Linked DNA regions of Homo sapiens: region 2 is linked to region 1. Evidence: chromatin contacts called from ENCODE Hi-C data. All regions are on one chromosome and are shown on one strand. The core of a region is the stretch at or near the end of the contact, and the rest is flanking DNA. Distances in the headings are between cores, read along the strand shown.

Evidence for each region. Hi-C counts contacts between places; a loop is a spot of excess contacts on that map. Pooled maps may share reads with other maps.
Region 2: a map of sigmoid colon shows a loop between it and region 1 (3-fold over the local background). The contact joins the promoter of CD99 here to the enhancer-like site in region 1. A Hi-C loop is called at or near these places in 2 of 168 maps with a recorded cell type or tissue (Right ventricle myocardium inferior and sigmoid colon) and 10 of 50 pooled maps.

What each region holds. Positions count from the first base shown.
Region 1 is chrX:2,322,758-2,328,813 of GRCh38, reverse strand. All of the region lies in intron 3 of DHRSX (dehydrogenase/reductase X-linked), which reads left to right. The region is part of intron 1 of LOC124905239 (a long non-coding RNA gene); the gene reads right to left. Among named protein-coding and RNA genes, the nearest start is that of DHRSX, 180 kb to the left of the region's middle. Within about 2 kb of position 3,578, at least 14 of the 41 ENCODE cell types and tissues checked have a DNase peak (open chromatin) inside an H3K27ac peak, as active enhancers do; they include sigmoid colon, where a contact is called at or near this core.
Region 2 is chrX:2,687,873-2,693,928 of GRCh38, reverse strand. CD99 (CD99 molecule (Xg blood group)) reads right to left here and starts at 2,634. Exons shown (of 10, transcript NM_002414.5): 1 at 2,502-2,634. The coding sequence starts at 2,568.

The DNA of each region.
Region 1 (6,056 bases), core at 2,329-4,828:
ACCTGAGGAAAGGAACAGGATGAAACACCTGTTGTATTAGTCACCTAGGGCTGCCATGACAAAATACTACAGGCTGGGCCGCTTAAACAGCAGACTTTTATTTTCCCACAGTTCTGAAGGCTGGAAGTCTGTGAGATCAAAGTGTGGGCAGGGCTGGTTCTTCCTGAGGCCTCTCTGCTGGGCTTGTAGACACCGTCTTCTCCCTGTGTCCTCATAGGGTCGCCCCTCTGTGTGTGTCTGTGTCCTCATCTCCTCTTATGAGGTGTCTTAGTCCATCTCAGGCTGCTATCACAGAATACCATAGACTGGGTGACTTATAAACAACAGACATTGATTCTCTCACAGTCCTGGAGGCTGGAAGTCTGAGATCCAGGTATGGGCAGGGCTGGTTCCTCCTGAGGCCTCTCTCCTGGGCTTGGAGACGCCATCTTCTCCCTGTGTCCTCACAGGGTTGTCCCAATGTGTGTGTCTGTGTCCTCATCTCCTTTTCTTATGAGGTGTCTTAGTCCATTTCAGGCTGCTATCACAGAATACCATAGACTGGGTGGCTTGTAAACAACAGACGTTTATTCTCCCACAATCCTGGAGGCTGTAAGTCCAAGATCAAGGTGTAGGCAGGGCTGGTTCCTCCTGAGGCCTCTCTTGTAGGCTTGTAGATGCCATCTTCTCACTGTGTCCTCGCAGGGTCGTCACTCTGTGTGTCTGTGTCCTCATCTCCTCCTCTTTTTTTTTTTGAGACGGAGTCTCGCTCTGTCGCCCAGGCTGGAGTGCAGTGGCGGGATCTCGGCTCACTGCAAGCTCCACCTCCCAGGTTCAAGCGATTTTCCTGCCTCAGCCTCCCAAGTAGCTGGAACTACAGGTGCGTGCCACCATGCCTAGCTAATTTTTTCTATTTTTAGTAGAGATGGAGTTTCACCGTGTTAGCCAGGATGGTCTCGATCACCTGACCTCGTGATCCACCCACCTCAGCCTCCCAAAGTACTGGGATTACAGGCGTGAGCCACCACACCCGGCCTCATCTCCTCTTCTTATAAGCATCCCAGTCTTCTCGGATTAGGGGCCTCCCTGGTGACTTTGTTTTACCTTAATCACCTCTTTAAAGACTATCTCCAAATATGGTGACATTCTGAGGTCCTGGGCGTTAGGGCTTTAACATAGGGATTTGGGAGAAGGAATCAGCCCATCACAGCTGTGCATTCTAAGACTCCAGTGACTTTGTGCTGACAATGGCTTTTCCTTGGGTAGCTCTAACCAGATGGTCTGGCTGGGTCTATCTTGAGTCTAGTGACTCCCACCACGAGGCCAACTGAGCAGGGTGGCCAGGAAAGCCTGTGGCCTTACAACAAGGTGATGCTCACCTGCAGCACACAGGCCATCACTGTAGCTCTGCTGGCTTTATTCTTGGGTTTATAGTGATGGCTTCTTTCTGCCTCTGCCTCCCTTGAGGCATCTCGTTTCTGTGGTTGGAGTACTGTGAGCCTAAGAGACAGAGAGCATGTCCACAGTCAGGCTTCCCTTACTTGCTTCAGTAGCATCTCATGAGTGTTTCCAATGCATTCAGGGAGACTCTTCTTCACTGAAGGAGTCAGATCCATTTTGCAGCTTTGCTGCTTGGAACCTTGATGGAATGGCTGAGTACATGGCCGCCAGCGTCACTCATGCACGAAAAGTGTTGTTGAAAGCTAATAGAAACTGAAATCTGGTCGGGCACGGTGGCTCACGCCTGTAATCCCAGCACCTTGGGAGGCTGAGGCGGGTGGATCACCTGAGGTCAGGAGTGCGAGACCAGCCTGGCCAACATGGCGAAACCCCATCTCTACTAAAAATACGAAAAATTAGCCGGGCATGGTGGCAGGCACCTGTCATCCCAGCTACTCAGGAGGCTGAGGCAGGAGAATCGCTTGAACCCTGGAGGTGGAGGTTTCAGTGAGCCGAGATTGCGCCATTATACTCCAGCTTGGGCAACAAGAGTGAAAATCTGCCTGGAAAGAAAAAAAAAAAAAAGAAAAACTGAAATAGAAGATTTCCCTTCCCCCAGTTCACTTTGACTGCGCTAAAGTAATTTCCTTTGAGGGCAGAGAGGACACGGATTGCTTTGGGCATACTTCAAAATGCTACTGTCTCCCTAGGAATATTGCAAAGTGGTTACTTTCCCCCAATAACACACAACTGGATATTTCTTTGATCTTCACCCTGGGAACCTGGTGGAGCTCCCGGAGGTAAAATTTGTGAAAGTACAAGGTCCCCTCTAAGATGGGCCCCCAGAAGTTTTTCTGTTGTTGTTGTTTTTTGAGACAGAGTCTCGCTCTGTCACTCAGGCTGGAGTGCAGTGGTGCGATCTGGGCTCACTACAACCTCCACCTCCCAGGGTCAAGCAATTCTCCTGCCTCAGCCTCCCGAGTAGCTGGGATTACAGGTGCCTGCCACCACGCCCGGCTAATTTTTGTATTTTTAGTAGAGACGGGGTTTCACTATGTTGGCCAGGCTGGTCTCGAACTCCTGACCTCAGGTGATCTGCCCGCCTTGGCCTCCCAAAGTGCTGGGATTACAGGTGCGAGCCACCATGCCTGGCCAGGAGTTTTTAACTTACTTAGGCTTGTCCACTGTCAGCCTGCAGCTGTTTAATAATTACCCTGCAAATGTGTCCATCAGGTGCTGGCTCCAGCAGGAACTCCTAGACAAGCACAATTCCACTTGCCACCTGTCTGTCCAGTCTTCAGGCAGCATTTCGTCTTGTGATCTCTATTTTCTGATGGATCGCAGAGTTGCTGATTTTCAGTATGTTCTGCTCTTTGCCTATTGTGAGGATAGGAATTAAAATGCGCAAGCTCTCTACATGTTAGTGAAGTGGCTACGTTGTCTGGGGTATATACCCTGGGGTTCGTCATTGGGCATCAGGAAAATTTAGGACAAAGACACACACGAGGAGTTTAGGAGTGGAAGTTTAATCAGGAGAAGAGAAAGAGAAATGGTTTTCTCTATAGAGAAAGGGGTCTCCGAGCGGAAAGGACCAGCTGGCACCAAATGTGATGGATTTTATAGTCCAGTTTGAGGAGGCGGTGTCTCATTTACATAGAGCTCAGAGATTGGTTCCATCAAGCATGGCATTTACATAGCCCACAGGAAAGGCTGGTTGCCCACCCTAATCGTTTATGCAAATGGGCTTTGTAGTTGGTCGGGGCTCTCCGAGAGATTGGTTCCATCAAGCATGACATTTACATAGCCCACAGGAAAGGCTGGTTGCCCACCCTAATCGGTTATGCAAATGGGCTTTGTAGTTGGTCGGGGCTCTCGGTCCTGTTTTTCTTACTTTACATGTGGCTGACAAAGAGGAGGGAAGATGGAGCCACTGTCTTGAACGTGTCTAGTCTCTAGTTCCTGCTGGGAAGATGGAGCCGCCGTTTTGAATGTGTCTAGTCCCTAGTTCCTGCCGGGAAGATGGAACCGCCATCTTGAACGTGTCTAGTCCCTAGTTCCTGCCGGGAAGATGGAGCCGCCATCTTGAACGTGTCTAGTCCCTAGTTCCTGCCCGGAAGATGGAGCCGCCATCTTGAACGTGTCTAGTCGTTAGTTCCTCCCGGGAAGATGGAGCCGCCATCTTGAACGTGTCTAGTCCCTAGGTCCTCCCGACATTCACCCGTACAAGCTCCCAGCTGGCTTGTGTATGTCTGCAGCTCGACTTGACAGGCTGTTCATTGTTAGAAAATGACTTGGGGCTGCTTTTCGTTAAAGAGAAAAGCTGCCGGGCGCAGTGGCTCACACCTGTCATCCCAGCACTTTTGGAGGCTGAGGCGGGTGGATCATTAGGTCAGGGGTTCGAGACGAGCCTGACCAGTGAAACCGCGTCTCTACTAAAAAAAAAAAAAACAAAACAAAAATTAGCCGGGCTTGGTGGTGCGTACCTATAATGCCAGCTACTTAGGAGGCTGAGGCAGGCGAATTGCTTGAACCCGGGAGGCGGAGGTTGCAATGAGCGAACATCACGCCACTACACTCCAGCCTGGGCGACAGAGCGGGACTCCATCTCAAAAAAAAAAAAAAAAAGAAAAGAAAAAAGCCTTGCCGAGGACTCCCATACCCTTACTGTCTGCCTAAGTGATTTCTTCTTAACTCCTGTATCACTGGCAGACTCTGAGTTGCCTGTTGGGTGGAGTACTATATTGCCGAGTATCATGACTGTATTAGATGTGAGGGAGACAGTGTGAATAGGACATGGTCCCTGAAGAGCACAGAGCTTTCACCTGGGGCTGGGCGGAGCTTCTGTCCTATCCAGTGTTATGGAACCCTTGCAAGCACAGGTCAAGCAGCTCAAGGGCTGGAAGACGTGCACACAAAATCCAAGGGCAACGTTGGAAAGAGGTTTAGTGTTTCTTAGAAAAATGCCAGAAGGCTGAAGAAGTGGGGGCCCCGAGCAGCTCTGAAGGGTGTGTATGCAATTAAACTGAAGCCAAAGGCTGAGAGAGAGGAGTGAGAGCCGCCTACGGAGCTCTGTGCAGCTTCATCATAAACTCACAGACAGGCTTCATGCAGCGCCGTCTCAGTGCATTCAATGTTTGGATTCCACATGCATGCGTCCTCAACCCCCTTGCAATGCTGTTCTCCTTGGAGGGAAATGGGTCCTTCTTACCCTATCACATGCAGGTATCTGGTCTACCAGATAAATGTGTGAGAAATCACCAACAAAGCAGAAATTACTTTTAATTACAAAGCAGAGTCATCGTAAAACTTTGTGCAAAATCTTTTTTTTTTTTTTTTTCCAGACAGGGTCTCCATCTGTTACCCAGGCTGGAGTGCAGTGGTGTGATCATGGCTCACTGCAACTTCAACTTCCGAGGCTCAGGTGATCCTCACATCTCAGCCTCCCAAGTAGCTGGGATGACAGGTGTGCACCACCACACCCAGCTAATTTTTACTATCTGCTTAAGTCATTTCTTCTTAACCCCTGTATCATTAGAGGAGAAACCGGAAGCCCCTATTTTTGAAATTAGTAACCACCTATCACCTAAAATTCCTCTCATTACTGTGACGATAATGATGATTTTTTCGAGACCGGATCTCACTCTGTCACCCAGGCTGGAGTGCAGTGGTGTGACTGTGGCTCACGACAGCTTCAGCCTCCCGGGCTCGAGTGATCTTCCCACCACAGTGTCTAAAGTAGCTGGGGCTGTAGGTACGCATCATCATTCCCAGCTATGTATATATTTTAAATATTTTGTAGAGATGGGATCTTCCTCTGTTGCTCAGGCTGGTCTTAAACTCCTGGCCTCCAGCAGTCTTCTCACCTGGGCCTCTTAAAGTGCTGGGATTACAGGCGTGTACCACCGTGTCTGGCCAAAAAACATATCTATTCTGGGGTTCATAGTGATGCTTGTTTCTGCCTTGGCCTGTCTTGAGGCATCTCACTCCTGTAGTTGGAGTACTCTGAGTGTAACAGATGGAGAGTATGTCCACACCCACTCTTCCCTCACGTGTTTCTGTAGCATCCCGTAGGAGTTTTCAAATGCATTTGGAGATGTATTCACCCTGTGACAGATTCAATGCATCTCTACAAGGCAGAATAGCTCTACCATGGTGTGGCTATGGCGCTTGGCTACCTGAGTCTTTATTCTGCCTTCCAGGTGCTTGTTGGTTGGATAACTTTGGGTAGGTTCTTGTACCTCTTTGAGCTTCAAGACTGTCTTAGTCAGCTCTGGCTGTTGCAAGAAAATACAGTTGACCTTGATACAAAAATTAGCTGGGTGTGGCGCCTGTAATCCCAGATACTCAGGAGGCTGAGGCAGGAGAATCGCTTGAACCTGGGAGGCGGAGATTGCAGGGAGCCAAGATCACACCATTGCACTCCAGCCTGGGCGACAGAGCAAGATTCCATCTCAAAAACAACAACAACAACAACAAAAAACTAGAGTTGACCCTTGAACAATGTGGGAGTTAGGGGCGTCACACACGTCCCTGGCACAGTTGAAAATCCAAAGATAACTTTTGACTCACCCAAAACTTATGAATATCCTATTGTTGAGCAGAAGCCTTATCAATACCATAAAGTCGATTAACATATA
Region 2 (6,056 bases), core at 1,385-3,884, 370 kb before region 1:
GCAGCTTCCCTAAGCTGCCCCACCCATTGCAGGATGGTGGGATGTCCCACCCCAGGGTGGCAACCAAAAATGTCTGCAACCATCACAAAGTGTCTCCTCGGGGCCAACGTCGCCCTGTGGGGACATCCTGCTCTCTACAAAGCTGAAGCCTCCTCTTTTCCTCTATACACCTCCCTCTGTCCATCCATCCCTCACCACATCCCACCTGTACCCCTGAGAATTTATGAAGGAACCAAGGAACACAGGGTCCCCAACACTCTGAGATCAGGCCAGAGCTATCAGCACCAGTCTGAGAACCTACTTCAGGCTCAACGGGGTTTTGCAGCCTGATGCACGTTGCTATAAGAAAGTGTGTTCTGAGCATCACCAACTCAAAAGTCAACTTTCCCGATGAAACGTGTATTAATATTATTGGGACAGGCTGTTTCTGTCTCCATCTCTAGCAGGGTCAGACTGCAAAGAAGGGGTGAGAAGCGTCCCTCAAGGAGATCCATCAGTGCTGACGGCCAGGCCCTCCTCTGCAATTGGAAGGATAGGTTGGCCCCTGTTATGCCCCTATCCCACTGCTCTTCCCTACCCACCCACCCCATAGACAGGTACTCTTCCCTTTACTCAAAGCATCAGCAGCTGGAGTTCCTAAGCCCAGTCTGCTTCCAAAATCAGGAGTTCCAGATGAACACTGCTGTGGGTTTAAAAACTGTGCAACGCCAATGAGCCGACATCGTGCCACTACACTCCAGACTGGTGACAGAGTGAAACTCCGTCCAAAAAAAAAAAACCACCACCACCAACAAAAACAAAAAAACTGTGCAACGACTTGTTTGGGGCTTAGAGAATATAAGGCTTTCCACTCACTCTGCTCCAATGACCTGGAACGCCAGACCAGCCGGCAAATCTGTCCCTAGGGCTTCAAAATCCAGCCAAGCCCCTCACCAAGATTTACCACTGGGAACCCCTGAGTTATTTCGTGATGGAACTATAAAGGTCCCTGTGGCCCTGTCTCCCGTCTGCCTGTTCAGATGCCTCTGTTCTCCAGGAAACTGAATTCTTAGGCCACCAGCACTCCCTTGGATATATTTCCCTGACCCCAAGCCCACAGTAGGTGCAAAAGAAGGAAGGCAGGCATGAAGGATGAAGGAATGCATTCGCAGAGAGACAAGTGAAAAACCCGTTCATCTGCAGGTGCCTGGGGAACAAATGCAGCTGATAAAACCCTACAGAGCCATCCCGTCCGTGGTGACAGGTTGCCCGCAAGAAGGACATTTAGGAAGAAAAGGGAGAAACAGGAAGCTCTGCTTGGAACCTCCCCTGCAGGCTGGAAAGTCCTCCAAGTTTTCCTCTACGGAGCAGGCTTCATTATCTCTAATCTCTACCAAGTGAAAGCACAATTTCTAGGATACCCGGGACCCCTTTAAAGAGGGTGTAAATCCATTAGCAACTCCTCCCTAAAAATAGAGACCCGGCCTAGTCACCGCAGCTCTAGGCTGAGCTAGATCCTATCAACACAAATCGGGCCTCCTCCGTCCTCCCCAGGGCCGGGCGTTCCCGCGTCTCCTTCCTAAATACGTCCAGCCCTGATAAGGCCCGTCCTGAAGTCCACACTGCCCGCAAGCCGGTCTACTTAAAAGCCTGCCCATACGAAGAGCAAAAAATGCACTGACCATTGAAAAAAGAATTTATAACATGAAAAAAGAATTTATAACATACCACATCCGGCAGGGTCTCCGTTTCCGTTTCAAAGGGAGGGAAACAGAAAAACATGATTAAAGTAATAATTAGAAATAGGCCCGGTTTAGGGCGTGGGAGGGTGACCGTGGCTCTTTCTTCCCTGCCCACTTTTTCTGTTTTCCGAATTCTCCACCGCCGCAGATGGACAATTTGGTAAGCACACGTTTCTTTCTGCGCCCCGTGTTGCTTGGCGCACAGCACGCGCTGAAATTCCCGGAGCCCGCATCCACAGAGTATTTTTGAACATTTTCAGGGCTCAAAGTTTTTTTCTAACTTTTCCTTCCCTTCCCCCCACCACCCGGGTCTCAGGCTCCTAGCGATTCCAAATTTAGGCCCGGGACGCAGGGCGTGGCTGTGACAGGCAACTCCAGGGCGGCCTCCGCGCGCGGCCTGAAGACGCAGGTCCCCAAACCCTGGGGGTAGATAACGGGGTGGGGTGAGGGGCTCATGCAAAGGGAGAGAGATCTGTAAGAAGGTCCCCTAGATTGGGAAAAATCGGACGCACCTCTCCCAAGGCCGCCCCACATGTAAGAGTTTGCAACTCCGACAACAAACGCTGACTTTTCTCTCTGGAACGGCTCCAGGAAAAGCGTTGGGGAGAAAGTGGGCGCCTCCTCCGGGCCTGGGCCCCCGTGGGCACAGCGCGTCCTGCCGGGCAGGGAGGAGGCTCCGGGTGTCCCCGCGGGGCGCCCCCAACGCCGCATCTCAAGCGGATCCCCAGTCCCGGCCCGCGCCCTCCGCGTCCCCCAACCCGGATCCCTCCGCTCGCTCACCCGGGGCGGCGACCAGAACACCCAGCAGGCCGAAGAGCAGCAGCGCCAGCGCAGCCCCGCGGGCCATGGTGCGCCCAGAGCGCGCAGGGACGGTCCCGGAGTGCAGGGCGTGGGCGAAGGCGGCAGGACAGATACTCCCCCACGGGCCGGGTGGGGCGAAGCCCGGGGACTCGAAGGGGGCGGGTGAGGGGAGCGGCCCTGCAAGCTCAGCGCCGGCTGCGCCCGCCCCGCCCCGGCCTCCACGCGCGCACAGAAGGGGCGGGAACGCCGGGCCCGGGGAGGAGACAGAGGGGGTAGGCGGGCGGGGGTGGCCCAGGCAGCGCCGAGGGGAGTACGGTACACGCCCCGCCCCTTCTCAGGAAACTGCCCACGCCCCCTCACCCACCCACAGGGCCGTAGCCAGGGCGGCGCCGACCCGAAGCAAAGTGAACTACAACGTTCTCGGGAAAGTGCGGGTCCCTCCCGGTTTACAGCCCTCTGAATGCACGCCCGAGGGCGGCCCTTAACTGTAGTGGCACAAAACTGCCGCCCTTCTTGGAAACATAGAGCCCCCTCTCCCCACTCGCCCCTGCAGCCACTTCTCCGCCCCTCACCCCCTGGTCTCCAGTGGGAGCAAAAAAACAAACTTTCCCAGCAGCTCCCCTGCTCGGGAAAGTGCGGGTCCCTCCCTGTCTACAGCCTCCTAAATGCACGCCTGCAACTGTAGCGACACGAAACTGCCGCCCTTCTTGGAAACGTGTAGCCCCCCTCCCCACTCGCCCCTGCAGCCCCTTCTCCGCCCCTAGCAGGGACCCTCCCCTGCTCTGCAGTGGGAGCAGAGGAAACTCCCGGCTCCCCTGCTGGGAAAAGTATGGGGGCCCCTCCCCGCTGCTCACCTCAGGGAGTTCCCCAAGGGGAGCAAAGTGCAATCCTCTCCCTGCTCAGGAAGCCTAGGCCCCCGCTCCACAGGCAACCCCCGTCCCAAGTCCTTTCTAGAGCGTCCGAGCGCGGGGTGCGCAGCCGGGAGGGTGGCGGACGAACCCTTTGCGCCGGACCAAGGACAACCCTTGGAGTAGCCTCTGCGCTGGGGCAGTTTCTCCCCAGAATCCCCAGGACAAGGTTGGGAGTGGGGACTCCTGGTCACGGGAGTTAGTGAGGGGCAATAGGGAACGAGGTGCCTTCTATCTGGGGCACCTGGGCCCTAGTCCTGGTCATGGGCGACTCGCCTTCCAGTGGGCTTTGAGTTTAGACACCCTCCCGCGCCACTGGCCACAGCTGCAGTGCAGTTGTCGCCCTTCCCACACTTAACAATGTTATCTGTTAACACCTAAGCCTAAAATTGTATCCATTTTCCCGCAGGGTAGTGGAACAACTTTGCAGCCTGACAAATAACCCTGAATATTCTTGCATTCCACACTTCAAACTGTCCACGAAAAGAGTCAAACTAGGCCGGGCGCGGTGGCTCACGCCTGGAATCCCAGCGCTTTGGGAGACCGAGGCGGGTGGATCACCTGAGGTCAGGAATTGGAGACCAGCCTGACCAACAAGGTGAAACCCTGTCTCTTCTAAAATACAAAATTAGACGCGTGTGGTGGTGTGCACCTGTAGTCCCAGCTACTCAGGAGGCCGAGGCAAGAGAATCGCTTGAACCGGGGAGATGGAGGTTGCAGTGAGCCAAGATCAGGCCACTGCACTCCAGCCTGGGTGACAGAGCGAGACTCCGTCTCAAAAAAAAAGAAAGAAAAAAGAAAAAAAGAGAAAGGAGTCCAACTCTAACATATTTGAAGAGATTTATTCTGAGCCAAATATGAGTGACCATGGCCCATGACACAGCCCTCAGGAGGTCCCGAGAACGTGTCCTCAAGGTGGTCGGGGTGCAGCTTGGTGTTATACGTTTTAGGGAGGCATGAGACATCAATGAAATTTAAGAGACACATTGGTTTTGTCCAGAAAGGCGGGACAACCCAAAGCAGGAGGCTTCCAGCTTATAGGTAGATTTTAGAATTTTCTGATTGGCAATTGCTTGGGTTTCTTTAAAGTCCTGGGATCAATAGAAAAGAATGTCTGGGTTAAGATAAAGAATTGTGAAGACTCAAGTTCTTATTTGAACAGGAACCCTTCCGGTGCTAGGGTCAGAGAGAAGAGGTTGTAAAATGTTTCTTCTCAAACTTAAAGGCTGTGTGGATGTTAACGCCGGAGAGGCACCGGGAGGCATGTTCAACCCCTGCTTCCCGTCACGGCTTGAAACACTCTCTCAGGTTAAATTTTTAAAGAGCTCTGGCTGAGGAAGAAGTCCATTCAGATGTTTTGAAGGTGGGGGGCGGTGGGGGCTTAGAATTTTATTTTATTTTATTAATTTATTTAGTTTTTGAGACGGAGTCTTACTCTCTCGGCCAGGCTAGAGTGCTGTGGCACCATCTCAACTAACTGCAACCTCCACCTCCCAGGTTCAAACGATTCTCCTGCCTCAGCCTCCTGAGTAGCTGGGATTACAGGCACCTGCTACCACGCCTGGCTAATTTTTATATTTTTAGTAGAGATGGGGTTTCGCCATGTTGGCCAGGCTAGTCTGGAACTCCTGACCTCAAGTGATCCACCCACTCCAGCCTCTTAAAGAATTTTATTTTTGGTTTACAAAGCCCTGCCTCATCTATTGGCCCATTCCTGGGCTGGCATACTTGCTGCCCAGCCGACTGAGTCAGGGGCTCTGAGATAACACCTGTCTTTTTATTATTGTTATTATTATACTTTAAGTTCTGGGGTACAGGCTGGGCGCGGTGGCTCACGCCTGTAATCCCAGCACTTTGGAAGGCCGAGGCAGGTGGATCACGAGGTCAGGAGATTGAGACCATCCTGGCTAACATGGTGAAACCCCATCTCTACTAAAAATACAAAAAAAAATTAGCCGGGCGTGGTGGCGGGCGCCTGTAGTCCCAGCTACTCAGGAGACTGAGGCAGAAGAATGGCGTGAACCCGGGAGGCAGAGCTTGCAGTGAGCCGAGATCGTGGCACTGCACTCCAGCCTGGGCGACTGAGCAAGACTCCGTCTCAAAAAAAAAAAAAAAAAGTTCTGGGGTACATGTGCAGAACGTGCAGTTTTGTTACATAGGTATACACACGCCATAGTGGTTTGCTGCACCCATCAACCCATCATCTACATTAGGTATTTCTCCTAATGCTCTCTCTCCCATTGCACCCCACCCCCCAACAGGCCCTGGTGTGTGATGTTCCCCTCCCTGTGTCCATGTGTTCTCATTGTTCAACTCCCACTTATAAGTGAGAACATGCGGTGTTTGGTTTTCTGTTCCTGTGATAGTTTGCTGAGAATGATGGTTTCCAGCTTCATCCGTGTCCCTGCAAAGGACATGAACTCATCCTTTTTTATGGCTGCGTATATTCCATGGTGTATATGTGCCACATTTTCTTTATCCAGTCTATTATTGATGGACATTTGGGTTGGTTCCAAGTCTTTGCTATTGTGACTAGTGCTGCAAAAACATACGTGTGCATGTGTCTTTATAGTAGAATGATTTATAATCGTTTGGGTATATACCTAGTAATGGGATTGCTGGGTCA